Regions from separate parts of the Mus musculus genome. Here region 2 is linked to region 1. The links are chromatin loops, found by intact Hi-C in ENCODE. Cell type or tissue: gastrocnemius. All regions are shown on one strand. Links, peaks and the distances in the headings refer to the core of each region. The heading gives the core; the rest is flanking DNA.

The links. Peaks named below come from ENCODE experiments on the same cell type or tissue, not always from the same donor. Only the 100,000 strongest peaks of a DNase experiment are listed, where the experiment ranks them.
Region 2: it touches region 1 in a loop (12-fold over the local background); 36 of 42 quality-filtered maps call a loop at or near these places.

What each region holds. Positions count from the first base shown.
Region 1 is chr4:135,213,707-135,230,117 of GRCm38, forward strand. Clic4 (chloride intracellular channel 4 (mitochondrial)) reads right to left here. Exons shown (of 6, transcript NM_013885.2): 3 at 12,318-12,443; 4 at 9,758-9,864; 5 at 4,802-4,983; 6 at 263-3,559. The coding sequence ends at 3,395. Among named protein-coding and RNA genes, the nearest start is that of Clic4, 51 kb to the right of the region's middle. In gastrocnemius, for the core only: a CTCF peak has its summit at 6,117 (motif pointing right); a DNase peak (open chromatin) is centred at 6,120.
Region 2 is chr4:135,311,643-135,328,053 of GRCm38, forward strand. Srrm1 (serine/arginine repetitive matrix 1) reads right to left here. Exons shown (of 18, transcript NM_016799.4): 14 at 15,450-15,581; 15 at 13,177-13,638; 16 at 12,272-12,467; 17 at 10,648-10,857; 18 at 8,843-9,812. The coding sequence ends at 9,705. Among named protein-coding and RNA genes, the nearest start is that of Gm12984, 14 kb to the left of the region's middle. In gastrocnemius, for the core only: a CTCF peak has its summit at 6,545 (motif pointing left); DNase peaks (open chromatin) are centred at 6,136 and 6,537; H3K27ac peaks cover 155 bases.

The DNA of each region.
Region 1 (16,411 bases), core at 3,915-11,914:
CTAATGTCTGCTTCTGCTCTCTGCAGACACCCACATGCATGAGCACACGTGTGTGCACACACATAAAGATGACTACTTTAAAATCTGTTCTATTTTGCTATAAGTATTGGCTTCCACTAAATTATTCCCTGTACCAACTATGACTTAGTAAACATTCCATCTTCCTTCCTCGTAAATGTACTGAACCGAATCAGAAAAGTGGTCTCAGAACAGCTTTATACCAAGTTATGTCCATGAAGGAGAAAAAAAAAAAAAAGAATCCTTTGATAGTGAAAATATATTTATTTTTTTAATACAATAGCTGCCAGCAATACACTGGTGTTGATGTTCCAGAGAAAAGAAAACGCAAGCATTTTGTAATGAGCTTTCTGTACGATACTCCAAAGCTGTTCGGCATTATGGCTTGGGAGCTAAATGTATATGGCTTGTGACTTAATATTTTTTCCTTGATAAGGTAATTTTAGTTTCCCCCACTTTGATAACTGTAGCAATGAACTTTTAGAAGTCTGTGAGTTTCACTAACAAACGCTCTCTCATGCTCGCTCTCCAAACCAAATGTTGATTATTGCCAACTCAAGAAACTGGAGAATCCATTACAACTCAATGAGGTGTGGACCAAAATCTTCATGAAAAAATAATTACTATTTTTCATTTCTTCTTTGTAGATATTTCCTAAATGGGTTTTTTTTTTTTTAAATATGCAGAAATAAATGCTATCTACATGCAACTCTGAGGAGGTTCTGGGAGTATAACTCAGGAAAAGTATAAATGCCTAAATTCTACTAGCTGACCCACCTAGTGTACAAACCAGTCAGAACATCTTATGGTATAAACTGCTACGAAAGCTAATGTTACTGAGGAAACTGCATTGTATTCAAAGTCTGTATCTATATCAAAAAGGAAGCGACGGTACTTAAAACAGCCAGGCTTCCCACTGTTTAATAGTTTCTTAGTATCCACTGGAAAATAGGCAGACTCCACTCAAAATCCCGGCTCCAAGGTGGAGGGCTTATACAGATCGGAGGCTAAGCAAGAGCGAGGGAGGAGCCACTCTGTAGATGTCGGCCCATGGCCTGCATCAGCCGCATGGAGACATCACAGTTCACATTTCAAGACTGTAAGCCATGATCTCGGCTCAGGGTCAGAGTGCTTGCTGTGGGCTCTTCCTTTTTAAAGCTTCTGTCCATCTGCCAATCTCGAATCCGTTTTCACTTCCTTGACAAAACTGTGTCTCTCTATAAAGGAAAACAATTCTACCCTTGCCAAAACCTAGACAGACTTTCCTTGGATATCCAGAGACGGCAAGAGCAACCAAGAGGCAATTTAGGAAGCCAAAGAGAATAAACACCCAATCGTGGGCACCTCACACCCACTAAGGCCTGTCTGCACACCCTCTGCTGTGAGTACAGCTCTGACCCAGGAGCCCTCGCTTGGCCCCTCACAGAAGAACAGAGACCTCTTCTCTGGAATCGTCAAAGCTCAACCCCACCCCACCCACGGAGACACTGCAGGGGCATTTCTCAAAGGAGAAGAGATGGTACCTCCCACTGGAACCAGACAGACCACCACCCAGTTTGCATATAAAGGGTGCTCACACCCTGATTAGCAATGGGGTGAAAGCTGTGGCCACGGCATCTCCCTGAGCCACGGGGACCACTGTCAAGCTCTCCCTGACCCCCGTGCTAGGTGAAGTATTGGTAAGTTTTCAAAGGGAGCTGCCATGAGTCAGAATGGTTCCATAAAGCTGGCATTTATTTTAAGTGTCAGCACAGCGTAGGGGAAAGCATGGCCACTTTAAAGCAGCGAACTGTGGAGTGAGACGACTTTAAGAAAGAGCATTTCTTGAACATGTTTTTAAAAAGATCACTAAAAAAAAATGTAGCACAGTACACAAAGTCACAGCAGGCTCTGGAGTACTACTGAGAAAGGCCATTTTGTCTGGGCGGGAGGGGCCTCTGGTTTTACAAAGCTCATTCCCCTTTGTTAGACTGCAAACAACTTTTAGCTTAGACTTTGTTTTTAGAGATGAGAAAACAAGCCAGCCGTGGTGGTGCAGGCTGAATCCTAGCTCCAATTCAGGAGGCAAATGCAAGAGGGCTGCCACGAGTTTGAGGCTGGCTTGGTCACCTATCAGGTTCCAGGCCAACCAGGGTTTCAGAGTAACATCCTGTCTCAAAACAAAGGCAAGAAGAACACAGAAGGCTATCCTTCCGCGTGGGGACTGACATGAGGCAAAACTGTGGAAATACACACTCACTAAGACAACTACAATTTATCCCAAGACAAGTGAAGGACCTCTCACCCAGTCTGATGCACATGGAGGTGGGGCAGGAGCACGAGGCCTGGGCCTCACGGGAGTTTAAGATGGCCCCTTCTTCACTCCCTCTCTAGAACAGAGTATGCTTAACATTTCAGCAAACTCCCGATGAACCTGGTTTAATTAACTTCTGGGTGGCTCGCATGCTGGCCTTGGTTGCTCAAAGACAGGAAGATGTTGGTCACCCAAGAAAGGAGCTTTGTACACAGAGGGAGGTGGGCTTGGCACAGCTCAGGGGCAGAGCCTTGTCAGGCCTAAACAAAGCCCTGGGTTCCATCCCAAGCACCACGAAGAGAGAAAAGAAAAAGCCTGTTACAAGGAAGGCCGCCATACTACTCGCTGTAGATGGATAAGTGGGCCTGGGTGATACCCTCACAGCAGGCAAGATAGACAGAGACCCCACCCAACCTTCTCTTGTCATTTTGAAAATGCCTTCCTAACCCCTCAGTCCTTCATTTTCTATGTAGTATCTATCGGATGTTACAATTTATACAAATGACACATTTTAGTCAAAATTAAATGTCTACCTAGAAACCAGTGTCTCTACAGAAGTGGCCTTCTCACTCAGACACTCCAGAACAGACTACTCTGAAACAGCACGTCTGACACAGTAGTAATCCTTCCAGACTCCTTACACAATATTACAACTCCCCCAGTACATAAATGTTCCTATACCATGCACACAGCAACATGGGGTCCACTGATGTCGCAGGCGACTTTTCTAATGGTGGAACATAGCACCTCAAGTTCTGCCATCTACACAGTGAAGGGACGTGATGGTCGGGGCTCCAGAGTGACAGCAAACTGCCTCTTGGGTGACACGCTTGTGGCGAAGTGCCTCCAAACTGGAGGGCAGCAGATGGGCAGGGCAGGGTAGGGTAGGTGGGCTGGGTAGAGGAGTTTAGAATAATACTGCTCAGGAGTGTGTACTGGAGAGGCCTACTCTGTCTAGCCTTACTCCTAGTCTTGAGTAACTGTGTGTTCATGCAAAATACACTTCTACTTTAGGAGGCGGAGCAGTCTGTTAGGAAAGCGGATTCTCGGGGGATCGGAAGGCATCTCTCTCGAAAGTGCTGTCTACTTGGTAAGTCTCTTGGCGACATCGCTGTACGCGATTTCCACCTCCTTGTCGCTGGGACAGGTGTTGGTGAACTCGTCCCTGCTGTAGGCGTTTGTCAGGTACCTCCAGATGCCTGTCATTCCTTTAGGAATATCAAAGTTGCGGTATTTTTTGGCCACCACCTGAAATGCAATATAGATCCAGAGTTACACCTATCTTCCAGGTCCCCACATGAGGCATGTCTGACTGGAGAGACTATTAATTCTGGAAACCTTTATTAACATATTCTATGGGCCAGCTCTTCCAGGACTGGCGTTTGGTTCCCAGCACCCATGTTGGGCAGCTCACAACTGCCTGTAACCCCGAGGGCGTAAAGGCACCCATTTCTGGGCTCCCAGGTTACCAAGGTGAACACACTCACACAGAGAGCGAGCTACATTGAGTGTAGACTAGGACGGCACACTACTCCAGGTACTGGGAAACAACAGCGGCTCTGGAAGCCAGCTTTGGGCACAGGGAGATGGCTGAGTCTAATCACTGGGTAAGTATTTGTCTAAAAACAGACTATTTTAAGTTTGTTTTCTTCCTTTTTTAGTTTGGGCTGCTTTTCAATAGAACTTCATCTGCCTCCACCTCCCAAATGCATGCCAGCTTCTTCTTTTTTAAAAAGATTTATTTTATGTATGAGTACACTGTATCTGTCTTCAGACACACCAGAAGAGGGCATCAGATCCCAATACAGATGGTTGTGAGCCACCATGTGGTTGCTGGGAATTGAACTCAAGACCTCTGGAAGAGCAGTCAGTGCTCTTAACCACTGAGCCATCTCTCCACCCCAACACACCAGCTTCTAAAACCATCTTTTCTTGTCTCAGATCTTTACATGCAACAAATGCCCATTAGTATTGCATTAAGCTTGGTTTGTCACAGAATTAACATTGTGGCCTTGAAAGGTCACCACACAGAATTAGACAGTGTCAGCCCAGTTCACAATTATCTATTGTCTACTATTATAATTATTATTATTATATTATATATAATATAGTATATAATATGATATAATATAAAATGTAATATATAATATAATATATTATTATTATATTTATCTATTATATCCCTATTAATTCAGCCACAGGAGAAGAAAAAAATTTCTTGCTCAGGTCTCATATTTTTTTCTCCCTGGGTCAGGGTTTCATGTAGCTCAGTCTGGCTTGAGATTCCTTGAGAGGGAAATCTTGGTCTTCCTGCCTCTACCCGACTCCTGAGCGCTACGATTAAGGTACCCAATACAGCTGACTTATAAACATGATTTTCTACTTAGTTAGCTCTAGGATCCACTTACTGAGCTGACTCTGGCTGGGGTAGAGAACGGCTCTGGTGAGGGAGCACCGCTCCCGGCGGCACCGTGCTCCCGGTGGGCCTACCTTGACAATGTGGAGCTTGGGCAGCAGGTTACAGTCTGCTAATGTCATCTCATCGCCGTCCAGAAACCGACGTGTGGAAAATTTGATGTCCTCCATGCTGTTCTCGTCGATTTCGTCGGGGAGGGGAGAGTTGAGGTACTCATCCAGTTTCTGCAGCGTTTTCAAGAGCCCCCTCTCCAGCGCTGAAACACATGAGAGAGAGAGAGAGAGCGCCGTGAGAGAGGAAGCCCAGTCTGGGCAGGCCGTGCCCCAGTAACGGCGCCGATTTCACTCCTACTCCCCGGGAGAACGGGAGCTTGCCTGCATGCTCCTTCCAGCGAGGACAGAACTGAAGGAGAGAGGTCTATCCTGCCAACCAACAAAACCGTCTGCATGGTTTGTGGCCCTCACCAGCAAGCCGTGGCCCAATCCCACTAACAGGTAAACTGCAACGATATATGGGGAAAGGCAAGTCTACTAATTCAGAGCTAGGAGAAAGTCTTCCAAGACAGAAAGCATAATCCTGCTCACGAAGAAATGTGTCAAGGGCACCAAGACCCGTGCACACAACCTAAACAGAGAGCCTGGGAGCCAGGGCTCTCAGCCTGCCTGCTAACACGAGCGCCCAAGAACAGCCCTGCCTTACCCAAGGCACGAGTTCAGACTACAAAGTCAGTTACAGGATGGACTGGCAGCAGCCTCCATAAGAGCCAAGTGGACTGAAATGCTACGACTGTCATGACTCAAACTTGGACTAAGCCAGTTGTGTGCAGCTGGAAAGACAAGGCCAGGAAGCCTTAGGAGGGAGCAGGGACAGCATAGAAAAAACACGGACAATAGGAGCTCTCTCCACTCCCTCTGTAGACCAGGCAGGCCTCGAACTCAGAGATCCATCTGCCTTTGCCTTCCAAGTACTGGGATCTTAAGAGAACCCTAAGACTGAATAAAAACCAGTGAAAACTGAGAGGAAAATCAGTTATAGTTTGTGTTAACCATTATTTTTAAATGGTTTTAAACTTTTATTTTTATCCCATGTGTATGGGTTGTTCTGCCTACATATGTGTCTGTATACCATGTGTGTACTGGACATCCTGAGAGTGGAGTTACAGAGAGTTGTGAGCTGTGATGTGAGTGCTAGGGATTAAATCTATGTCCTCTGAAAGAACAACCAGTGCTCTTAACCGCTGAGCCATCTCTCCAGCCCCTATGCTAATCATTATTAATAATAATTTATCATCATAAGGTATGACCAATGAAAAAAAGACACAGGTACTAACTAGGAGGTTCCAAAATGAAAGGAACGAAGTTGTGAAGTTCAGCACACCGAGACCAACCACTGGGGGGCAGCAGCAGAGCAGCAGAAAGTCATCTGTCTAGAAGCTAGGAGGGCTGCTTAGCACTCCATCTCTATCTCTAAGAAGCTATTCAAAACACAAACAAAAAAGCAGTATAGTATACACAGCTGAAAATTAATTATATTAAAATTAAAAATAATACTTTTGGCCTAAGAAAATATGGAAATGAACACCTGCAGTTCGTGGAAATACAAACTGGTACAGACTTTGAAATTTTGGCAAAATGCATAAAGTAGCTAGAGATGGTGGTACGGGCTATAATCTGCATCCAGGAGAGCTGCAGCCAACAGTAAGACACCGTCTCAAAAGGACGAGGAAAGGTGCAAACCTTCCCACACCTACCTGTAACCTAGCTCAAGGGCAATACCCGATAGCATAGTCAAAGAGGCCATCTACAAGGTCCAACAACTGGGAAATGGCAAATAGAATTCCTATTAAATAAGAAGAATATATAAATAAGAATTTATAAAGCCAGAGGCAGACTTGTTTGGACATGGAATGACTTGAAGGGATGTGGGGGTGCCCAGGAGATCACTCTGTAGCCAGCCTAGTCTGGAATGCCCGGCCATTTCCTGCTCGGCCCCCAGAGTGCTGGGATCAGTGGCAGGAAGCATTTATAATGCACAATAATATGAACGTGCAAGTGCACTACACCACTCACTGTTTTATATAAAATGACTCCCAGTCACCTTGGATCTGTTATTGAATTACATACTGAAATTATATTCATTCAACTATTCCCCTGTTGTAAGTCAGGAAGGATCAGAGAAATATTTTCTGAACACAACGGGACCCTATACTCACAAACTCACGGTAGCTGGGGTCACCTGCACAAAGCATTTCTGCATGGGAATGGGGAGACTTGTGAACCCCCATCCCTGGCTGAGTCAGTTTTCTCTGCAGGTGTGGCTACTGGTAGGTCACCCATGCTCCAGTGCACAGCCCCACACCCAGGAAGATGTGAACAGAAAATTGTAAACAGTGGATTGCTAAAAACAAAACCTGAAGCTGGAAGTGTGGGGAGATGGGGTGGATCTGGTAGAGTTGGTGGGAGGAGAGGAGTGAACAGGACCAAAGTACATTGTGTGCATGTGTGACAGTCTCAAAGAACGAAAAGATCCTATCTTTTAAAAATTATCCCTGTCAACCTTAGCTTTTCCAATAAACATAACTTGCTCTGTTACTTACATGTTTGAACGGGCAGATTCAAGGCAGAAGTGTTAAATGTGTTATCAACATTCCTGTTGTTAAAATACATACACAATTGAGCGAGGGTATAGCTCAGTGTTAGAGCTCTCAGCTAGTACGTGAGAAACTCTGGGTGGATAGTTTAATTTTGAGATATGGTCTCACAGCATCACCTTAGCCGCCCTTTGCCCCAGTAGCGGTGGGATTAAAGATGCGCACCACACGCCTGGTTCACTTCTCTCTTAGTGCTTAGGTTACATAAACCTACTCCCGGCCAACTTGTACCTGTTACCAAAAGATAGACCGATCCATTTATTGATCTATCGATTGATTGATCTATCCGTCTTCTGTCACCTATCCCCTCTCCCTCTCCCTCCTCCTCTGTCTCTGTCTCTGTCTCTGTCTCTTTCTCACAGTTCCCTTTAGTTTATTCACTAAAGCCTATTGGTTTACGGTGTACTTCAATCTAAGCACTGGCCCTGACCCATGTTCAGGTGGCTAATTTGTATCTAGACACCTAAGCCCAGAGGGTCTTTAAAATATTCAGCTACATTGGATTTTATAAGCACTTACTAGGCTGGTACAGCAGACTTGTGTGCACTGTGGTTACAAGTGTTGGGAGGCGCAGCCTCACCTCACTGCCTAGGTTTACTGAAAGCATGCAACTGCTCAGCAGACAGGAAGAGAACTGTAACTAACACACACACACACACACACACACACACACACACACACACACACACGGACAAGCATTCAGCTTGAATTTGATTTAAAGGTGTTTTCGAAAGTCTTGGAGCAGTGACAGGCCCTTGTGAGAAAAGTACCTTGGCAACTAGAACTCTTTATTTACCAGCAGGTACTGAACACAAAGCCTTGCTGAACACGTCACGTGCTTGCTGAGCCCCCTCCTTACTGTGCAGCACTGTAAAGACAGTGGGCGTAAGTGGCCACTTAAAGCAGTAACAACTTGACAGATAAAAAATAGAATACAAAGTTATACTTAAGTGAGTCACTTTTCCTCCCCCAGCCTTCACCCCCAAGGCAAAGGAAAATTCATTTTACTCTCCTCTTCTCCCCTCCATGTAGTAAATGAAATCCGACCAACTCTCCAGACACTCCCTCAAACACTGCACGCAGAAATAAAAACATTATGAGCAGGAGAGCACAAAGGCTGCTCAGCTAGCAGGCCTGGGTATAAAAGCCGGCTTTGTGAACAAGGTGGCCCGGGCAAGCAGGCGGCCCAAACACTCTGGGAAGCAGGGGCTCCAACCTAACATTTGCTTAGACAGAACATTAGTCAGGAAAACGGCCAATTACTCAAGAAAATTGCTTCTAAACCAAGGCAGCCACAGAACACATTATAAAAATAGACATACACCAGGCCTGGGCACTAAAACAGTCCCTTTCTCCATCACTGAAGAAAAACATTCCAGAAACCAAGAGCAAAGACATGGAAATCCCACAGTGAATTATGAAACACTATAACCTTAAACCAGGTATTAGGAAGGAGCCATAGCTGGAGACTGAAATAACAAGGAAGTCGGTGCGCGATTCATTCTTAGGTCTATTCTGCTATTAACAGCACTGATGCCCACCCTTCCTTCGGGCTAGGCCCATGGGCTGCCAGAGCCTTTGGAGCCCAAGCTACCACCCTGCCTCCAGCCATAGCAGACTCCAGATATTTTTAGGGCGCTGATCTTTGGCTCCTTTTGCCACTGCTCTAACTTTTGGGGTTTGGAGTATATACTTGAATATACAAAGTTTGTGTAGTCTGGACTGGCCTCATAGTATCTTTTCTTTAAAACAAACAAACAAACAAACAAACAAACAAACAGTATCTGCACTACTAAACTATCCTCGCTGTAACAGTGACCTGAAACAAAAACTCTAGTTTTATGATGTAAAGAAATCTGAAGGCTGCAGAGTTTAATCATTCTCTGAAGGCCACTCCAAAAACTCCTCACTAAGAGTAATTAGCACACAGGCACAACAAAAGACGGGAGCTAATTAATTTTAGGCTGCCAGCGCCCCATAATAAACAAGAGATTTGGTGATCAATTCAATGCTAAATCCATCCATTTCAGCACCCACCACAGCCGCTCCACCCACGGCTCTGATGGTACCCAGCTCTCCGCGGTTCCCTTCTGGGGACTGCTCAGTGTCCGAGAACTCAAGGCCTCCCATCACACACCTGCCCACCAGATGCCCGGCCCTGAAGCAGAAGGCAGAAGAACATAGCTTAACCGCTTACTCCAGGGTCTCATGGCTTTCCCGACTACAGCTCAGACACTTAGAGGGAAACCTGAACTTCCCACATTCCCTGATGCTCGCTGTCTTCGTTAACAGTTCAGACGGTTGCCTGGGTTTTTGTTTCCTTTTGCTTTCTGTAGGGACAATCCAATTAATTGTTGTTGGGTTTTGTTTTTGTTTTTACCTTCATTAGCCTCTGGTCTTGAGTTCTTGATGTAAGCAGAGAATTTGGCAAAGATGTCCATTCCAGCAGTGTTCGACTCTGGGTGCTTTGGTGAAAGCTTTAGGTACCTAAACAGAAAACGTAAAACTGCATTATAGATCCTTCCAGGTGACATCAGCTGAAGTTCTATCACCAGCAAACCACTGCGCTGACTACAGACCTCTTCAGACAGTGACTGATCTGAGAAACGCCACCATCTGTTTTCTATGGCACTTTTTAAATGTTTTCCCCCTTAGGAAACAAAGCTCTGCATGGTGTTTTGGTTTGCCTATTAATATTCTTGGCAATCCAAGGGCATTCACTCCCACCTCCATTTAATGATCAGAGTGCTAAGGAAATGGCGGCTTGTCAAGGGATGGAATGTATTGCATCTTCACGTCCAACATGGCGACCACTGGTGCAAGGAGGCGATCAGAAGACACTTTAAAAGAGCTGCAGCGGCATAAAGCGCTAGCCTCAGCACCCGAGGACTCTCACAGCTGGCTGCTTAGTATGCAGGCACTGGCCTGACCCTGTGCAGCAGTGTGAGGGAACCAGACAGCAGAGGAGCCTGGGCTGGTCAAGCATCTTGATCATCCACAGCCGGCTGAGGACAAAAACAGGAGGAGGTGGACCACTCACTGCCAACCAGCGCCAGGCTTTCCCACTCCCTCTGGGCTAAAGAGGCTAGGGTATATTTGGGACAGAATGCTATGCAATAGACAGATTAAATAGGACCTCAGACATCATACTGAGTCTTCCTCTGTGCTGTGACCAAGTTTTCAACTTAAGGAAGGCAGGACACGCCATTCTGAAAGAGGTGTGCGCCCTCACGCACGTCACATCTTTGGACTTCAATCACACACACTCAGTGTGTTTCTTCCAGAGAGTGGACAGTTTTGGGGACAGTCTTGGGAAAAGGCTTGGCTGCTCCTCCTGCCTGCGGAAGGGCTTGCTTCACCTCAGAGTCTGAGCTAGAGACATTCAGACCCTGAGCCCTGTCGCAGAATATTAATCAGCTGGAAGGCTCTGGAAAATGGACTGTGAAGTAAAATTTCACACTAAACTAACTCATTTCAACTTATTTGGGAAGATGTTACCTGGTCTATTTCCCTTAATTAAAATGAAGGTGAAACAAAATTTGAAGGTCTTAAACTGTATTCTGTGCAGTAAAAAACTACTCTGTGTTGTGAAACAAGGACACACAAACATACACACACGCACGCGCACACACGCACATACACACTGATATATATATATATATTCCAGGCTAATTTCAACCTCAACCCTTCTACCCTAGCCTTCTGAGTGCTGGAATTAGAGTGGTTTATTTACATTTCTGCTTGCTATTGTGAATTCAGAAAAGGGCTATCACTATCTTCTAAAAACTCAGGCAGGCTTTCTTTTTAATAGGTTCACCTAGTCTCCAATTTCTCAGGTCTTAACCCTGCAAACTCCTCCCATCAACACCAATTACACCGGGCGTCTCAATGAACACTATGGTAAGTTTACCTGAATGCTTTTCCCAACTGTAGTGTGCTCGTGCCTGCGCGCCACACGCACCCACGCACCCACGCACACACGCACGCACACACACACACACCACACCACCTGAGCAGACAGCTAATCCCAAGGCCAGCATCTCTGGAATTCCCTTCACACTGAAAACAACCACTTTTTTGAAGTTAAGAGATAGCTCACAAGTCAAGAGCTGCTCTTCCAGGGGTGCTGAGTTCAATTCCCAACAACCACATGGTGGCTCACAACCATCTGTAATGGGATCTGATGCCATCTGGTGTGCAGGCACACATGTAGACAAAACACTCAAATACATAAAACACACAAATAAATACTTCTTTAGTAAAAGAAATACATTTTAATTCAGATAGAAAAACCTAAGAGAAAATTAATAACCTTTAAAATGAAAGCTGAATACAAACCTTCTATCTGCAGTTTTAATTACCAGTACAGTGCATGTGGGACTTAAATGTTTGGAATGACTTAAGGAATCCCAGATAACTGCTTCAGAAAGCTCCCTTCAGAACTAACCGAGAGCAAATCGCAGTGCTGGTAGCACCTTGGCCCACCCAGACTTCCCAACTGGAAACCTGTCTTGCTCACCATAGCCAGATTAGCCGGATCCCAGCCTTTCTTTTTTTTTTTTTTCTTTTAATTAAAGATTTATTTATTTATTATATGTAAGTACACTGTAGCTGTCTTCAGACACACCAGAAGAGGGCGTCAGATCTCGTTACGGATGGTTGTGAGTCACCATGTGGTTGCTGGGACTTGAACACTAGACCTTTGGAAGAGCAGTCGGGTACTCTTACCCACTGAGCCATCACACCAGCCCCCAGTCTTTCTTAGTATGGCTAAGCAGAAAGCCCATTCTGCCACTGACTAAGCATTACTCTTACAAGCGTGTCCTGGTTATTCCAATCGAGGCCCTGAGAATTTAAAGTCCCTCAGGAAAAAAGTGTCCGGAGACAAGAAGGTCAAAGCTTCAAAGCGGGGCAGTATGTCCAAATGGTCAGATACTCACTTGGGTGGGCACAAGACTTCTTCGAGAAATTCCTCAATCTTATTCACATCCGTCTTGACTTCGCTGTTGAAGGTTATAAATGGCGGGTGGGTCCCAGGAGCCAAGTTCTGTAGATCTGCAGGTTTCCTGTTAGGCAAAACAGTGGTCACGATGAGATCATCATGCGCTCTAAAAGGACAGCAGCAAGTTCTCAGTGGGGCAAGTCTGTAAGGATGGGCAAGGCCCAGTTCTGCCCACGGCGTATAGGGGCTGCACAGCACTGCAATGAGAAGCAGTCACACACATAGCAAGCACATAACGTGTCTTAAGACAACTAAGAATAATTTATCAACCAAAAGATGAATCCTTTGTCCTTGAGCTTAGAAAGAAGAGCCAGCGGTTAAGAATGTGTATGGCTTTCAGAGGACCCAAGTTTAGCTCCCAACACCCACTGGGCAACTCACAGCCACCTGTGAGACAGAGGATCTGACTCCCACTCTGGCCTCCATCTGTGCTAGCTCTCAAGCACATGTGCGCTTGAGCACGCACTAGCACACACACAGGCACATAAGCATACAAGCCTGCATGTACATGCTTAAAATTAAAGGGGTAAATATATTTTTAAAGATTAAAAACAAAGTCCTTCATTTGAATTCCAAATTCAGCCTGGCTGCTTAAGGGGGGAGGTAAAAGACTTCGGGCTCAGCCTTCAGCTTCAACCCCAACACTTCCTACCTCGGATGGGCTGCACAGAGATGAGCCAACCCTCTCCAGGCCAGCATTCTTTTCAATTTCCTTTTGCTTTGCTTTGTTTGGGGATGGGTATATAACAAAGGAGAAGGACAAACTCCTGCAGTTCCCCACGACAAGAAATGCTGTCCCTTTCCTATCTCCACTGCAGGCAGACCAAGGAGGAAAAACACGCCTGAAAGACTGTCTAGTCTTCCAGTACATAAGAGATGGTATGAATGAAGGAGGAATACAGAATGGAGAAAATAGTCACGGATGCCTGTGCTTTGGTAAGGATTTGTCCAAATCGAGTCATCCAAAGATTAAGTAAAAAAGCCAGGAATGGTAACCTATCTCTTTATTCTCAGCAGATCTTGGTTTGAAGCTAGCCTGGTCTACATAGTTAGCTCAAAGGGTATAGAGATCCTGTCTCAAAACACACATTAAGTAGATATAGGCCCAAAGAATTATGCAAGAGGGAGGAGAGGTTGGGGAAAGTCTCAGTGGTTAAGAGCACTGGCTGCTCTTCTAGAAGACTTGGGTTTGAATTCTAGGACCCACACGGTGGCTAAGAACCAGCTGTCACTCTAGTCCAGGGGATCCGATTGATTGTGCCAAGGGCTTCGGCACAGACATCCATGCAGACAAAACACCCATTCATATAAAATGAAAATAAAATCTAAGAAGAAAAAGTAATTGGCAAGGGGTAACCCAGGAGTAGTGGCACACCTGTGATCCCAGCACTCTAGAAGCTAAGGCAGGAGGGTCACAGGTTCCATTCCTGGCCTGTCTGGGTAACACAAAGGACAAAGCAGGACTATCTCAAAAGCATTTAAGAGGTAAGGGACTAACAGAGCAAGTAAGCACACAGAGAATGCTAAATATACAAATACTAAAGAAATAAAAGGGGCTGGAGAGACGGCTCAGTGGTAAAGAGCACTGGCTGCCCTTCCAGAGGTCCTGAGTTCAATTCCCATCAACCACATGGTGGCTCACAACCATCTGTAATGGGATCTGATGCTCTCTCCTGATGTGTCTGAAGACAGCTACAGTGTACTCATAGAAATAAAATAAATAAAAATCTTTTAAAAAATACAAAATGGATAAAATAAATAAATAAAATGCCCTCAAGGCACACATGGGAACTGACACCCATAGCGCCAACACTCAGGAGGCTGAAGCAAAATCCTTAGCTACTTTAAAATATTTCAGAAAAGCAGCAACAACCCGAAAATGATAAATTATATGACTGAGCAGGAGGTATGGAAAAGTGTTTTCTCTACCATTAAAAAAAAAAAAAAAAGACAAGGTCTCGTACAGCCCAAGCTGGCCCCAAATTTACTGTGTTTATATTCACGTGAACCCACAGCCAAGCTGGCATAGAGCTTTCTAACGCTCTTGCCTCAGCCTCCCTTGTACTGGGGTTACAGGTACAGGCTACCTACAGTAGCTGGCTAATTCCATTCTGAAATGTTTGAAATTTTTCATAATTAAAAAGGCAAACACGGAACCTTTTTTAAAAAGCACCTAACAGTATACCTTCAAAGAGCTTCCTAACCATCCCTCCCCCTCCCCCTCCCCCGTCACAGCCTACACAGCTATTTCTTATTTTAAATTAGCTGGCCAGCCTGCCCTCTTCCTTCCTTCCTGACCACAAATTCAAAGAATTTGAATTTAAAATATCTTTAAGTATGTCACAAAGGAGAGCATTACTTTGACGTTAAGAAGGATTTCCAAGAGAATAGACCCTAGACCAATATGGTTAGCCCTGGTATGTTCATTTCCCAGGTCTCATCCATCCATTCATCCATCCATCCATCCATCCATCCATTCATAACCACTCTCTGGCTCCCTCTTTTAATTTAGGTTAGGGAAAAAGTACCAGGCCGGAGAGATGGCTCAGTGGTTAAGAGCACTGACTGCTCTTCCAAAGGTCCTGAGTTCAAATCCCAGCAACCACATGGTGGCTCACAACCATCTGTAATGAGATCTGATGCCTTCTTCTGGTGTGTGTCTGAAGACAGCTACAGTGTACTTACATATAATAATAAATAAATCTTAAAACAAAAGAAAAAGAAAAAAGTACCTCTTTCTTTGGCTACCTTCTAATCAAAGATATAAAAATTAGCTGTGTGCTGACGTCTTTAATCCCAGCATTGGGAGGCACAGACAGACTGAGTTCAAGACCAGCCTAGTCTATATGGAGAGACCCAGTTTCAAAACAAACAAACAAAAATAAGACTTAATTACTAATCAGTTCAAACATTCCCACTCAGAGTCCTCCCTCCCTCCCTCTACTCGGTCACTAGTGTCTAGCTCTTCCACATCCAGGAAAATTATGACAGCGACAGCTACAGAAATCTCAGCTGCAGGAGAGGACTGCTTAGACATCTCTGTCTTTCTCTGAGTATTCTTTAGTCTGCAGAGGAGAAGTTCTCAGCACAGAATGGAGGGCCCAGACACACCTTTGTTGAATAGTGACAATGTAAGACTTTTACAGCTGCTTTTCAAAGTAAATTAGAATTCTACTTCTTCACCTCAATTGGGAAGGGGTGGAGTGTCCTCTTGGTTCTTCACCCAGAAGCCTGCTGATCTGCCATCACTACGAGCTGGGTGGCCTTTGGTCTGTAAGTCACCCACTAAAGGCCTCAGACTCACACTGTTTCCAGTTATAATCTACTTCCTTCTCAACTCCTTATACAGGCTTCAGAAACTCTTAACAGGTCAAGGTTTACACATTTTCAAATCTCCAGTTTCAAGTTAAAAAGATTAATCGAACAAAAAGAAGCGAAAATAATAAACTAGCATCTCATCAAAATGCAAACTGCACAGAGGGAGGGGCCATGGCTGAAGCTGTGTCAAAACAGCTCCCTGAATCCACAAAGGCTTAACTCAGGAACCGCACACACAACCACATACTCACAAACACATGCACGCACGCACACTTGCACAAGTGCACACTGAGTAATGCCAATGAATAAGAAGGTAATCTGACTGCATGCAAACTGACAACCTAGAAAACAATTTCATCACTCCAAAAATCATAAAGCATAATTTTATCAACACATTTATAACTCACAGGAAATTATATGCCTAAATGGAAGGTAAAAACATAAAGCCTATCTTTTTATAAATATATTTTTTAACAAGTTAAGAGTTGGATAAAAGGGAAGGCTCAGTGCTTTAAGAACAGCCCATGGAAGGGACCAAAGTCGGTAGCTACTTCCACAATTAAGCCCTGCAGCTTTTAGGCTCCCCAGAAAAACACGTTTCCAGAAGACTGTATTTCTCAGAGGAAGGAAGAGGGGGAGCCCGAATAGAGGACTTCCAGCTTCCAGCTGCAGAGCTCCATAGTTGCCTGCTCCAGCCAAGAGAACAACAGCTTC
Region 2 (16,411 bases), core at 3,044-11,043, 97 kb after region 1:
CTCACTCTGTAGACCAGGCTGGCCTCAAACTCAGAGATCCACCTGCCTCTGCCTCCCAAGTGCTGGGATTAAAGGTGTGTGCCACCACGCCCGGCGATTTATGTCAATTTTATTGCAATAGAAATGCAACAAGACAAAAAAATCTTGTGAAAACTGTGGCTCATTTGTAGGGCGCTTTTTTTTTTTTTTTTTTTTTTTTTGGTTTTTTCGAGACAGGGTTTCTCTGAATAGCCCTGGCTGTCCTGGAGCTCACTTTGTAGACCAGGCTGGCCTCGAACTCAGAAATCCGCTTGCCTCTGCCTCCTGAGTGCTTGTAGGGCGCTTTTTTGTTTGTTTGCTTGTTTTTCGAGACAGGCTTTCTCTGTGTAGCCCTGGCTGTCCTGGAGCTCACTTTGTAGACCAGTCTGGCCTCAAACTCAGAGATCTGCCTGCCTCTGCTCCCAAGTGTAGGGCGCTTTTTAAAAACACATGCTCAACCCTGGGCTCAAGCCCTCCCAATACAAAACCAAGAGAAAAAAAAAAAAAAAAGACTCTCGTGTAAATTCCCCAAATGAAAGGTGAAGATCAGCAGCCCTAGGTGCTGAGATGAGACGGACAAGCAACCTGTGCCCTCGGCTTCCTCCCTGAGCCCATGAACCTGATCCCAGTGAACAGACTTAGAAATCCCGTAGGAGCCTTTGACAGAGGGACCTAGGGACTCAGTGGAGCAGAGCGGAGCAGAAGTGGGGGTCCTGCTATGAGCGATCAGAGCTCTTGGTGACTGGCACTGGAGATGACCCAGGAGCACACCCACCGTAGTCGATGCTAAGCCTTCAGTGGAACCTGGAGGGAACCCAAGGGGAGCACTGTCCCGCACAGTCCTCAAAGGGTTCTCAGACAGTGATAGAGTCAAGACTGGGGAAACATAGCCACTCCCAGAGTATCACACCCCTGGGACTGAGCCCTGCCATCCACCAACAGAGGGGGGGTGTAGGGTACACTTCTGCACCAGCCGAGAAGGACTCAGGACGCTTCGTGACCCTGTGGTGAGGCTCTGCATCAGAAACACAGTATGCGGAGTCCTTGGGCTACGGTTTTCTGTAGTCCAGGAATGAAGCTGCTGCCCAGAGAAGGGACTCCCAACCCCAGCGGGAGAGCTGGGCAGCCATCTGATCCACTGCAGCTGTGGGGAGGGTGGATTCAGTGCAGGGCAGGACCATGGCAGAGAGGCTGCCAGTGGGAGGGGCTTTCCCAGACAGCCTTCTGTATGGCTGATGCCAAGGCTAGGGTCAGATGATGACAGATTTCCTGCTGAGCCCTCTGAAATGTTTGGAACTCGGCAATGACAGTCCAGAAGTTTCTGTTTCCCTGGAAGGCTCTGAAAGGAGAGTTCTAGATAAAGACTCCCGGTTTTGTTTTTGTCCTCTTACCCTGCCTGAACTATCCTGGCACCTCCACTGGGGTGGAACAATGGCTCTGAGACACTTGGCCACTTCCTGTCTCGCATCAGCATTTATTTAAGAAGCCCACTTCTTGGGTTTCGCAGAGGCACACTCTTCTCCGAGACCCACTGAAAAGCCATCTCTAGCTTTCAGTTCAACGCAAAGCATCGCTTCATTCTACAGACGAGGAAACTGAGGCCTGGAGAAGGTCAACTCAGCCTCCCCGTCCTTGCCACACCCTTCAGCTTCCAAGAATGCCTCAAGAGGGAGTGTTAGGTGACAGGAAACAGAAACACAGAAACGCTAGCTTTGAGGCACTAAAGCTGGGCCTGCCTCCCCCTCTCCTGCTTGCTTTGGCTAGAGTTGTCCCTTCCCCTCGGGACTTCAGTTGCCTTATCTTGTAAACGCAGATAATTATAGCAACCGCTCTCCAGGGTTGACGTGTAAATGAGAAGAGCTGGTCATCTGTCGCGAGCTCGGTGCACTGTAAGCTGAAGACACTGAGCAAAATGAACAGCCCTGTTTAGTCATGGTGACAACTCGAATGTGCAATACCCCCACCCAGAGACCCATGCATTGTACACTCCAGCTTGTGGGAGGTTGGGAAACCTTCGGGGCATTATACACATAGGTCACTGTTTGGTAGTGCTTCCGATCCACCAAGATACAAACAAGCCACTGTCCTAGCTTTTCATCCAGGTATGTCCAACCCTTCCTCTGTGGTGGAGCAAAGGTCGCTGTGGTGACCAGCTGACCCCTTATCCCTGTAGTCATAGCAATGACATCAGCAGACACACTCAGAGACAACCAGGTGTGTGGCAAGGATCCTGGACCCGCCGCTCTTCACTCTGAGAGAGGTGGAGAGGTCACGAGGACTCATTCGCTCCCCTCTGCCTCCCTTGAGGTCACAGAAGGAAGGGAAACTGAAAGCAGAACTCTATGATGCGATTCTCGTGAAGCCATCCCTCAGAGATGTGGGACTTTTGGGTGACACAGCTTTCTGAGTCGCCCACGCCTGTGAGTTTCCCTGCACAATGCTTCCATCAGGAAGTCTGAACCAAGCTGGACTCTGGGTGAGACTTTCTTTTTTTCATTTTGGGGTGTGTGTGTGTGTGCTCAAGAATGCATGCACATACTTCTTTTGTTTTTCAAGACAGGGTTTCTCTGTGTAGCCCTGGCTGTTTTGGAACTCTGTAGACTAGGTTGGCCTTGAAACTCTCAGAGATCCACTTGTCTCTGCCTCCTGAGTGTTGAGATTAAAGGCATGCGCCACCTTGTCTAGCTGCGTCTCTTTTTTCAATGCCTCATCAGTGGCCTGCCTTGTCCTAAGAAAAGCAACACAGCGGCTACACCGGGACCTCCTGCCGCCTCTGGTTGAGCCACTGTGGCAGCCACGTCTTCACCACAGTGACAGATAAGCCCTTGTCAATGTCTCTCCCTGAGTCCGTTCTGCCACCCGTTTTGTCATAGTAAAGGATACAGTCACAGGTCTTGACAGCGAGTCCCTCGTGTGACCTGTAGCACCCAGATATTGCATAGCCCCGTTTTCCATCAGCACCTGGCCCTGTGTCCTCACTGGCTTCCGGGAGAATGCGTCAGTGATGGTGGTTCCTCAAATGTCCTATCATTTGTCAGAAGTGAGTCCGTAGCATTATCAGACATACCAACTCAGCCTGTACATCCATAAGGGGCACCCAGAGCCCCAGAGAGAGATAAGGGCTTGCCCAAGCTCACCAGCAAGGGCTGACGGGAACAGGTCCCAAGCTCTACCCACATGGACACATAGCTCCTCCACCTTCTTCCTGAAAGGAGACTGGCCCAGGTGAATGTTTAAAGGCTACATCCAGGATGGGAGATTCATGCCTGAGTCAGTCAGTCCCCTAGGAAGGCCCAATGTTCTGAGTCCTCAGTCCACAGAACTGTGAATTTCACAGAGGCAGAGAGGCCATGGATCAGTGGACTTTGCCTAGTTGTATGATAAAATACCAGTGTTTGCCAAGGGTCTGTCTTTATGAGCCTGGGTTCAGCTCTCAGGATTGCACTTGACAGGTACAGGTTGTAGTGGTTTGCATGAAAATGACCCCCAGGTAGGCTCCAGTGTTTGAATTCTTGATGCTTAACTGGTGGAACTGATTGGGAAGGATTAGGAGGTGTGTCCTTGGTAGAGGATGTGTCCACCAGGAGTGGGCTTGGAGGTTTCAAAAGATGCATGCCATTCCCAGTATCTTGCTCTGTGTCATACTTTGCAGGACCACGATGTGAGCTCTCAGTTGTTCCTGCCCTTGTGTTTTGTGTTTTTGTTTTGCTCTGTCAGCGAGGACTCTAACCCTCCGAAGCTGAAGCCCATTTAACCACTTCCCTTTATAAGTTGCCTCGGTCATGCACGTTTTATCACAGTAATGGAAAAGTAACCAAGACACAGGGTGAGTGGCCTGGCAACTTCCAGCTACAGCCATCAGCATGGGGGAAGTCTGGGCGGGCTGGAACTCGAAGAGTCTGCTGACATCCCATCCCTTCCAGAGCAGAGGGCAGGGAACTAGTGCTGGATCGCTGGTGCTCAGTTGCCTCTCTCCGCAGGCAGGACCCAGGGTCTGCTCACAGTGAAGAAGACTCTTCCCTCTTCAATGATATCAGGCTGGAGAGATAGCTCAGTGGTTAAGAGCACTGACTACTCTTCCGAAGGTCCTGAGTTCAAATCCCAGCAACCACATAGTGGCTCACTCACAACCACTTGTAGTAAGATCTGACGCACTCTTCTGGAGTGTCTGAAGACAGCTACAGTGTAGTTACAGATAATAAATAAATAAATCTTAAAAAGAAAAAGAAAGAAAAAGAAATGATATCAAGGAATACGAGCCTGCTGGTGAGGAACTGAGGCGTCCTGACGGCTGCAGCGTGAGTGGGGCCATCTGGGTCCCCAGTGTCAGTCAGGCCTCCTGCCTAACCCTAAACACTGTAACAGCATTTTATGATGGATGCATCAAAAACCACACGCCACTACTGCGGACCTAGATTACTTCAAATCTCCAACCTCCTGAATTGTGTCAGGTCGTGCCATTTTGAGGCAGGATAGCCATGCAATGAAAATTAAGGGGCCACAGGAAAGGCACCTCCCACTCTAGGCTGTCACTGACGTCAAGGATCCCATAACAATTATGATTTGTTATGAAGGCCGCCTGCATATACATGATGGTCCATTGTTTGTTCATTTGTTTGGAGACAGGGTTTCTCTCCATAGCCCTGGCTGTTCTGGAACCAGCTCCATAGACCAGGCTGGCTTAGAACTAAGAGATCCATTTGCCTCTGCCTCCCAAGTGTTGGGATTAAAGATGTGTGCCACCATTATTTGGCCCACGATAATCCTTTTATGTAGATATTTAAAACTAGAATGTGAAAAGATGGGGCTGCAGAGATGGCTCAGGGATGAAGAACTCTCGCTGCTCTTCCAGAGGACCTGGATTCAATGACTAGAACTTATGGGGCAGCTCACAACAGCCTATATATATATGGGTACACTGTAGCTGTACAGATGGTTGTGAGCCTTCATGTGGTTGTTGGGAAATGAACTTTTTTAGGACCTCTGCTTGCTCTGGTCAGCCCCACTCGATCAGGTCAGCCCTGCTTGCTCAGTCCCTGCTTGCTCCGGCCCAAAGATTTATTATTATACATTAAGTAAGTACACTGTAGCTGACTTCAGACGCACCAGTAGAGGGTGTCAGGTCTCATTAAAGATGGTTGTGAGCTACCATGTGGTTGCTAGGATTTGAACTCAGGACCTTCATAAGAGCAATCAACGCTCTTACCTGCTGAGCCATCTCACCAGTCCACTGCCTGTAATTCTAGTTTCAGAGAACCAAGGCTAAGTATGCACATGGTGGGCAGACATTCCTGTAGGGGAAAATTCATACGCATTGAAAAGAGATATCAGAACGGCAGGGAGCCCGGCTTAAGCCTGAGCGTGTATGGCCTTTTGCTCCTTCCTAGATTCAAACTTGGAGTATTCCAGGAATCTCACAAATGAGACTATAAGAGACCCTGTATACAATGAAAATGTCTCAGCTTCCCCGAGTCACCCTGTGACCCATGCCCCTTCTCAGCGCGCTCTAGAACCTGCCCTGTCATCTTCAAGGCTCTTATCAAACATCTAAGCCCTCATAAGCCCTCCAGGTCCTGTACGCTAGGCCACTGGAAGGACACTGAGGCGGATGTTCCCTCTCGAAAAGCCCTCACACCTTTAATCCTAGCACTTGGGAGGCAGAGGCAGGCTGATTTCTGAGTTTGAGGCCAGCCTGGTCTACACAGCAAGTTCCAGGACAGCCAGGGCTATATAATGAGACCTTGTCTCAACAAAACAAAACATAAACCAAAACCACTCCAACAGATAGACGGTAAGTGAGCAGTTGCAGCGGAACAAACCTTACCCTTGAGTTTGAACCCCGGATCTGATATAAAGTGGGAAGAATGGGCTTTGTGAAATTGTTCTGACTTCCACATGAGCACTGGGGCACACATAAATGCATATTTATACAGCATACACGGATGGAAATGCACTCAACAATATTAAAAATAAATAACATCTGCTAGGCATGGCGGCACATGCCTTTGCTTAATCGCAGCTCTTGGAGACAGGGCATGCAAGCTATCGGAGTTGAAAGGCAGCCAGGTTCACATACTGAGTTCCTGGCCAACCAAAGCTACATAGATGGCTCAGTGGTTGACAGCAATGGCTGCTCTTCCCAGAGGACTGGGTTTTAATCCCCAGCAACCTTGTGCAACCATCTGTAACTCCTGTCCTGGGGAATCCAATGGCCTCTGAGGGCATGCACACAGGAGGTACAAACAAACAAAGACATATGCATTCAAGCAAAATATCCACCTCTTTCCTTTCTCTTACACACACACACACACACACACACACACACACACACACACACACACACACACAGAGGAACTGAGTTCAAGGTCATCCTTGACCATGCAGCAAGTTCATGGTCAGCCTGGGTTATATGAGATCCTGCCTAAAATAACAATAAAAAGAAAATGACCAAGCAAGCACAGGAGTCTTAGGACTGCACAGTATGCCAGCTCACTCTGTGGCCAAGCAGGGACTAGGCGCCACCTAGTGGACAAATCTGAGGACAGCTGGGACCAGGAAAGAATGGAAAGCCTCTGTGCCTATCCGGACACTGCCAAAGAAATTTGGGGTTTGTTTTTTTAAGACTTATTATATGTAAGTACACTGTAGCTGTCTTCAGACACACTAGAAGAGGGCATCAGATCTCATTACAGATGGTTGTGAGCCACCATGTGGTTGCTGGGATTTGAACACAGGACCTCCGGAAGGGTAGCCAGTGCTCTTAACTGCTGAGCCATCTCTCCAGCCCAATTTTGGGTTTTGCTTGGTTGAAATTTGCCATTTGATAATGGAATATTTTTTCCCCTAAGGCAGGATCTCACTATATTGCTCTGATTGGCCTGGAAATTGCCTGGAAATTGCTATGTAGATCAGGCTGTCCCTCCACTCCCAGTGGGCTCCGTGAATGACTACGATGTACATGTGATGTCTCACCTTACGGTTTTATGCTGATTCACCATTTAATTTATGAGGACACTATAGAAATGATGCTAAACAGAGGTCCAAATTCTAGTAACTTCTATGTTCAGAAATGGGTCAGGAAACGATGGCCGAGCCTTCAAGATGAAGACGGTGCCGAGGAAGCTGACCGCCTCCTGTGCTTGAGTCCAGTTAGTGCTGCTGGCTGAGATGCTGACTGATCTTGCTGGCGTGGCCTTGTGCAGTAACTCTAGCTTCTGTTGAGTTCACAAGCAACTAACTAGGGGGGAAGGCCCTTCTGCTGTTGCCTAAGTTACAGACATGTGCTCCATTTTTGAGATGGGACTCAAAAATGAGTAGAGACTGGGTTAGCCTCTAAACAGCTTCAACTAGCTGTATAGGCAAGGACTGCTGTCAGGTTTCAGTTGGAAAGAATGAAAGCTCCTGTGTTGCATGGGTCAGCCACAAATGTTCCAACTGTCAGGCTAAACAGAAGCAAATACTCCGACTGTTTATACAGGGAGTCCGCATTGTAGTCGCTCAACACTGCTTCTCCTGTCTCACACGGGGTTGGTTTCCACATGGAAGAACACAGAAAGCTCTGCACATGAGACTATTCCCAGCTCTAGAGTCCTCTAGGATTGTCTTCACTGAGTACCTTGTTTCTTCATTATAACTCACTGTAGGTTCCATGTAAAACCAGCTCACTGCTTAAGTCTTTTGATTTAGTTTAGTTTTTTTTTTTTTGAGACAGGGTTTCTCTGTGTAGCCCTGGCTGTCCTGGAACTCATTCTGTAGACCAGGCTGCCCTCAAACTCAGAAATCTGCCGGCCTCTGCCTCCTGAATGCTGGGATTAAAGGAGTAAACCACTACAAAAGGCCCCAGATTTGTTTTTTTTAATTTCACATGCATTGCTGTTTTGTCTGCACGTTATGTCTGTGTGAGGGTGTCCGATACCCTGGAACTGCAGTTACAATCAAGAGTTGCCATATGGGTGCCGGGAGTTGAACTCGGTCGGGTCCTCTGGAAGAGCAGCAATACTTCCAACCACTGAGCCACCCCACCTCTCCAGTCCAGCTCCAGATTCATTTTTAACGAGAAAGCTGTCTTTATATGTGTAACTTTAGGGTAAATGTTGGGGATTATAAAGAAATATGTGGAATCATTAAATTTCCCAGGTTTTTTTCACTGCCCCTCTCCTGGTCACTCCACCCCCACAATTCTTTCCCCGTTCCCCTTCCCTTCTCTTCTGAGCTGGTGTGGGTCCAGATTCTTAATCCAGGGCTTTCTGAAGGGGCCTTCTAGGTTCGAGCCTGGCCCTACCGAAGTCTTAAGTGTCTGTCTTTTGGTTAAAAGTCATAAACAGGGCCGGGCAGTGGTGGCGCACACCTTTAATCCCAGCACTTGGGAGACAGAGACAAGTGGATTTCTGAGTTCGAGGCCAGCCTGGTCTACAGAGTGAGTTCCAGGACGGCCAGGGCTATACAGAGAAACCCTGTCTCAGTCAAAAAACAAAACACCCTTAGGCTTTCCTGAAATTCAGATGTGGGCATTTTGTATTCTAGTTTCATCTATTAGAAGTCACAATCAAATTTATCTGTGCCTCCAAAGACTAGGCTCAGACTTCTGGTGTCACAAGCTTCAGGTCCAAGTGCCACCTGGGAGGTCCTTCACACTGACACCATGCCCTGCTGTAAACTGCCTCTCTCCTCACCAGCTTTCCATGTTCCAAGAACACACCCCCCTCTCCCTTGCTGACATCTCTGCAGTTAGTTATTTCAGTAAGAAGGGGAGAGCCTGCGACATCACTTTCTATTTTCCCTGAACTCCGTCCTCCCCTGCAGGCGAATAAATGTGAGTGGCAATGTTCTTAAATTTAGAAATTTATTCTGTTTAATCCACAAGCTTTATATAGCTTTAGTTAAAAAATAAAATAAAATAAAACAGTGAAACCAAGACACTGTCCAGGCCCTTCCAGCCCGCCAAATACACGAGCTCTTCAGTTGTGGGTACCAATTGGATGAGTAAGGAGAAACATGACGGGAGCCACCGGGTTCCATAAACAAATTTCTATAACTGAAGGGTCCATCCTGGGTCTAGGGAATCGCCTTTACACAGAGAAGAAAAGGGCGAAGGAAACAAAACAACCCTACCTGGAGGAGAAACCCAGATCCAAATCAGCTTAGGCTGCGCTGTCCCACAGGGCAGCCCTGCAGCTCTAGGGCTGGGATCCTGCCACACAGCAGACTCCACAGACAAAAGAGTGAACACTCACTCGTTCATTCAAACTTTTGTGGTACTTCAACAGTGGTCTCACTTCTGGGCAAGCTTACAAACCTATACAAGGTTGGAAGCATAATTTATGTGGATGCTAAAATTCAAGAGAAAAGGGAGGAAAACAAAACAAAACAACCTCTTGGGAGAGGTAAGGGCATTTAAAGGAACCACAAGAATGCCAACAATAGTCAAACCCCCTTTTTTAAAAAAGAGATTTTTTTTTTGGCATAAAATATTTCACTCTAAATGTCAATGGAAGAATGTCACTAATACACCGTGGACGCCTTTGTAATGTAAATCCATGCCCCCCATTTTTTTTAAACATGGTGAACTTCAACCTAGCAATTATTACAACAAATGTTATAGTCTAAAGCTCAAACACATTTTAGCAATTTTGAAATTGAATTGAGTACAAACCAAATAAAATTTACAACATAACAAACATGTCCGCTTAGGACTGTGGGGACACTTGAGCCTTCCGCATGGACCGCAGGGCCTTCTCCCGCAGGTGCCTCTCTAGGTCATCAAGGTTGTCATCTTCAGCTTCACTCTCAGTCTCCTGAAAAACAAACCCAACCCAGGCACATATTAAGTCTTGAGACACAGTGGGGCCCGAGTACAGCAACTGCACAGCTCTGCACACACAAAAGCCACCCAAAGCTCTCGAGGCAGGGCTGCTTTGTAGCCTAGGCTTGTTTAGAATTTGTTATGGTGCCAAGATCAGCCCTCCCAAGAGCTGGGCTTACCACCATACCCAGTACAACGAGAGCTAGGGAATCAGATCCAGTCCTTGAGCATTAAGTTAAGTAAGTCCCCAACCAACTGAGCTATGTTCCTATGCTTACTATGCAAGCACGCGGACCCTGTAAGATGACAGCACGCCTGCAGCGCCCCAGTGCTGACAGTGAGCTCTAGGCAAGACAGCTTAGGGAGCCTGCCCCAAGCCCTGATGACTTGTGTCCCATCCTAAGGAATTAACTCTGCAAATGACCCTGGATTTGTAAAGTGCAATAAAAATAAGAGAGAAAGAGAGAGAGACATCAACGGCCTCTACATGCACACTGATGGGTGAGCACACACAGACCCTACTGTCATCAGTTACTCTGAGACGCCCCCACTTTTGTCCCTTATGGGAAGTTTTTTTTTTTTTTTTAAATTGCACTTATTGTGTATATCTAGGGATGTGGCTCAGTGGTAGCATACATTGCCCAATCTACATACAGCAAAAGGCCCTGTGCTGTCCCTTGAACGTAGTTGTAAAAAGTTGAAACACATTAAGTTTTTTTTGAAGCCATTTGTACTCTTGATTCTGGCAGGTCACCAAGAAACATCAAAATACTACAGAGAAAAAGCACAACCACTTCTCAGACAGCAGGCAGAGGCGGTGTGAATACCTTCCTGGGCTCTGGTGCTGCTGCAGGCTCTTCCTGTGCTGATGTGGTGGTGGCAGCAGAAACAGCTGCAGGGGCTGCAGTAGCTGGGGTGGCTATGGTCACAGCCTTCTCCTTCTTGTGTTTTTTGTGCTTCTTGTGTTTCTTATCCTTCTTGTGTTTCTTGTCCTTCTTCTTCTTCTTTTTCTTCCCACCTCCTTCTTGATCAGAATTCTAGAAACAGTGAAGTAATTGAGGTGATTAAAATCCTTCTTTTTTGGGGGGGGGGGCTCTGAGGGAATTTCAAACAAATGGATGTTTTACAGTTGTGCAAAGACAACTGGCACCAATGAGGGCACTCTCAGAGAAGTGAGACACACACTAAAGCCAGGGTCCACCCACAGCCAGTTGGAGAGTCTCAATGCTGACCGACTCAGTACAGTTTCCTTACTAACTCTAAGCCAAGTTCCCAGATTCAGGATGTGAGTGGGTGACAAGAGTTGGGGTCCTGAGCAACACAAGTTGCCTTCCAGCTCCTGACCATGAGCATTCAATGAAGAGCAATTATAAACCTCTGACAACACTTAGCTAACCACAGCAGGATTCCAATTCGCAGTGCCATTAGCCCAATACAATGCCAGGATAAACTCAACCACACACATTTAAGAGTGGGAGTGGTCTGCCTCACTCCTCTACAGAGATGTCCCTCTTACAGGAGTTAGTCCTTCCCATTTACCATGTGCATCCTCAGGTTTTCAGGCCTGGAAGCAGGTGCCTGAATTGACTGAGCCGTCTTCTAGCTCAGATATCCCATTACAACAGGGCAGAGTCTCCATAAGCCCTGGAAGTTACGCCCTCATCTAGTAAGATCCCCAATCCTATCTTTGCATCTACCGAACACCATGGGCTACCCAAACTGTCACCAGTGCACTTCAAACACAAGCTGGCCTACAGCCAGGCAACGAAACCTAATCCCAAAGCCAGCAGCTCGTGCCAGGCACTGAGCATCGTAGCCGTTTTTACTCTTCAATAGCCTAGAAAGAGAATCAAAGAGATTCTCTAGAACATAGATAATTCTAGAAAAGAGAATCAAATCCCGATTCAAAGTACAGTTTCTATTGCACATTAACCACTTCCATACTACAAGATTCAAAGACTACTTAGCCGGCAGGGCAGCAGCAGTGCACTCCTTTAATCCCAGCACCGTGGAGGCAGAGGCAGTAGCAGTCTGATCTATAGAGAGTTCCAAGACAGCCAGGGCTGCACAGAGAAATCTGTCTTGGGGTGGAAAAAAGATTTAACGGAACCACCATATTCTAGGTACTGTCTTTACATTAAATTTATATAAATTATTTTAACTGAATCTAACTTGTAACTTCATTTTTTTTGAGACGGTGTAGCCCAGGGTAGCCTCTGGAATGCTTAGGATTAGAAGCATGTTACAACACTGGGTTTGAAATTTCTATTCTTTTAAAGAATTTCACCCACTAACTGGTCTTTTTGAGGTATAATCACAAGGCCAAAGCTGAGGCTCGTCTTGAACTCCTGACCCTGCTTCTGTCCACCGAGACCTGGAATTGTTAAGTACTGTCCCCCACCCCCAGCCGACTAATTTATAAAAGATGTCCAAAACCAGGTAGGCACATACCCGGGCAGGGGACAGGCTTGGTGTTGGGCTCTTAGCCTTTTTGGCTGGTACTGCAGGTGACCAGTTTGTGGAGGGTGACTGAGACTGCACAGGAGAGGGAGGTGCTGGCGGCTTTTTAGCTGCTGGCTCAGGAGATCCAGAGACAGATCTGGAAGATGAAACCCTTCTTACGGACTGAGGGCTTGGTGAGGCAGCCCTAGACAGAGAGGAAAAAAAGACAAAGTTGAGAACACACTCCAACGACACACACATCAAGCTTTCTGTCATCCAAGTGTTCTCCATGGTCACACATTCCCTACAATTCTGCCACTTTCCTGACGGGTCATCCTGTAGCACAGTAGTGACACCAGTCTCTCACGTTCCTAAAGTATCAGCTCTGTTATCAGTCTCATGTGCTTGTCAGGGGCTGGAGAAATGGCTCTGGACTGGGGTTCATGTCCCAGCACCAACACAGCTCACGGCTAAGCACAACTATCGTTTCAAGGGAACTGACATCTGCTTTTGGGCTCTTTGACACCCACAAGAAGTGGGCATACAGATACACTTACAGGCAAAATACTCATTTACATAAAATAATACAGAGGAGTTCCTGAGTCTCCTGATGCTAAGAACCAAGAAAAGCCCTCTGGAATTTATGCTACAAGGAGCAAAGTAGGGAAAGATGTGAGCACTACCTAAAGTTTGTACCATCACTATTATTGGCCTTTTGAGACAGGGTTTCTCTGTGTAGCCATGGCTGTCCTTGAGTTCAGAGACCTGCTGCTCTGCCTCCTTAGTGTTAGGATCAAAGGTGTGCCACCACCAGCTTGCTTATTATTTCTGTAACTGTTCAGTAAGAGAAAGGATTCTTCTACATGTTATACAACTACATATTCCTAACAAACAAAAGCATTAGGCATTTTTACTTTTTTATCTTTTTGGGCTCCGGGGTCCTGGAGACTCTCCTAATAGGCCTAGTACTTGGAGATGGGGACTGCCTTCCTTGGGGTGACGCTGAAGCTCCTCTTCGTACAGGGGGAGGGCTTGAGGTCTGAGGAGCCCGAGGCCGTGGTGAGGGCGAATGCCGTTTGTTTGGTTGTGGTGAGCGGGCCTCCCGGGTGGATCGGCCTGGGGAAGACCCTTTCCTATGTTTTGAAGATAAGGAGGGCGAGCGTCTCTTGGTGACTGTGGGGCTTCTTTGTTTAGGAGGTGGAGAGTGGGAGACCCGGCGCTTTGGTGGTGGAGATGGTGATGCCCTTCGCTTGGGCGGGGGCGGGGGGGAGGCGGTTCTCCTCTTTGGAGGGGGGGAAGGAGAGTATCTCCTCTGAATGGGAGGAGAGTATCTTCTTGGAGACGGTGAGCGGCGGCGTGGGGGAGGAGAAGGGGTCCTAGAAAAAAACAACACACCGTTAAGATGAAATGGACAGCATCCAAAAAAAAAAAAAAAAAAAAATCAAGCTCACTTATTATTATTGTTGTTTGAGCATGTCCATACACCATGCAAGTTCAGGATAGACATCTTGTGGAACCAATTCTCTCCACCCACCTTTATGTACATTCTGGGATCAAACTTAGGTCACTTTGGTTTTTTTTTGTTTTGTTTTGTTTTTCAAGACAGGGTTTCTCTGTGTAGCCCTGGCTGTCCTCAAACTCAGAAATCCACCTGCCTCTGCCTCCCAAGTGGTGGGATTAAAGGTGTGCACCACCATGCCCTGCTTGGTCACTTAATTTATTATATATATATGTACACTGTAGCTGTCTTCAGACACACCAGATGAGGGCATCAGATTTCATTACAGATGGTAACCCAGAGCCATCTCTCCAGCCCCTTGGTCACTTAGTTTTATGGCAAGCACTTTCACCCACTGAGCCATCTTGCTAGCCAATCCAGAATCAAGAAAATTAATTGAATAAAAAGAAGTAACTAGTCGGGCTGGAGAGATGGCTCAGCAGTTAAGAGCACTGACTGCTTTTCTGAAGGTCTTGAGTTCAAATCCCAGCAACCACATGGTGGCTCACAACCATCTGTAATGAGATGCCCTCTTCCAGTGTGTGTGAAGACAGCTACTCTGTACTTACATATAAAAAAAAAAAATCTTTAAAAAAAAAAAAAAGAAGTAACTAGTCATAACTATCCTGTAGCTAGTACTCTGTCAGGAGATATTTCAAAGCAATACACATACCTCCATGACTGACAAGAGGATACTGTGTTGTGTTTAATGGAGAAAGTTGAAATTCTCAGAAACAATTTAAATTCATCAAACCAAGAGAATTTACATAATTATATAAAACAAAGTACTGTTTCATAAGAGAACCTCACATGTGTTGTGCAACTGTGAGCATCAGCTGTTGCCAGGCAGTCTTTACTGTGTTCTCTGTGACAGGAGCTGGAGAGAGGGCTCATATCCCCCCACCTCCTCCCACCCCACCCCCCAGTGTATCAGTTGACCTGGAACTTAATACAATTTAGGCTGGTTCCAAACCAGTGTTGATCTTCTGCCTCTACCTCCTAAGAGCTGGGATTACACACAGCCCATGACTGACATTTCTGAAGAGTTCTAACCTCTCCCTTCATGGAATCCCCTTTTGACTGGGACTGCTAGCACTTGCAGTCTAGGGTCCTACATGATTGGCAGGAGCATCACCAAAGCTTTCACAGTGCGCAAAATGCCAACAGGTTAGTGCAGCAGCTAACGTGCACAACATGGTAGCTTCAGAACTCCTGTGGCTGTGCAGCCACTGATAGTTCTCACTTCCCGCACCCTAGATATCCATCTGTTTACTTCTCCCATTTGTTTGCTGGGCAGGGTTTAGTTTCTCTATAACCCAGGCTGACCTCCAACTCAAAATGTCCCTGGCCCAGCCTTTCAGGAGTATAGATTCTGAGCAGAATACCCTTGGCTCCTATTTCCTTTTCTGTCTTTGTTTTTTTGTTGCTCTGTGTAGCCCTGGCTGTCCTGGAACTCCATCTGTAGACCAGGGTGGACCTGAATTCAAAGATCTGACTGCCTCTGCCTTCTGAGTCCTGGGATTACAAGTTAGCATCACCAGTGCCCTGTTCTAAGTTCTGTTTCCACATAGTTCTGTGTCCCATAAAGGAGCTCACATTTATGTGACCTTTTACAACCTAAGATGCCTCTTACAAAGCAACTTCCATGATAAAGACCCAGAGCTACCATGAGTCACCTGGACACAGTACCTTCGTCGTGGTGGTGGGGTGGGAGATCTGCGCCGCCGAGGAGGAGGAGGGGGAGGTGGCGGCGGAGGGGCTGGAGAAGGAGACCTTCGCCTTCTGGCAGGAGGGGGAGAGGGACTTCTCCTCCTTCTACTACTAAATAAGAAAGCAGAGTTCTCCTCAGTCAGTGACATTTATAACTAAGCCCCCCTAGGAAGTATATTTCCAGTGGTTAACTAACCCAGAGCAGAAACATTGTTTATGTTTTGCTTTTGGTATGAATTAAAGACAGCTTTGTGATATTAGCTTCAGACAAAAACACTCATTTGTTTGACATAAATCACCCAACAGAGGAAGAGAAAAAATTCAAAAACGGTCATTAGAACACTTATTTTTTAGTTGGGACACACATAATAATCAGTTGGAAAACTTATCTGAAGCTTATATGAACCATGTCAGGGCTAACAGCCAATGTTAATAGACACCAAATAACTTAAGGCCCCAATCTGGAAGCCCTGGCTTAGAGCTGCCCCTCCTCCGCAGCAGAGACAGAGGGCAGACAGAGGGACTGCACACACTGAGTGAATGCTCTATCTCGGAGTCTATCTCCAACCTTTACGGTCTTATCTAAGAAATATATACCCGGGCTGAAGAGATGGCTCAGTGGTTAAGAGCACCGACTGCTCTTCCGGAGGCCCTGAGTTCAAATCCCAGCAACCACATGGTGGCTCACAACCATCTGTAATGATAACTGAATCTCTTCTGGGGTGTCTGAAGACAGCTACGGTGTACTTACATATAATAAATAAATAAATCTTAAAAAAAAGAAGAAATATATACCCACCACTGAAAAGGGACCATGTGTCTTACCTACCAATACCCTAAAGACAAACAACAAAGCTATCTTAAATACTAGAGCTGCCCTGGGGGTAGTGTGGTTAAAAGTATATTCAAGAACCAAACACTCCCCAACTCAGAGTCTGTAA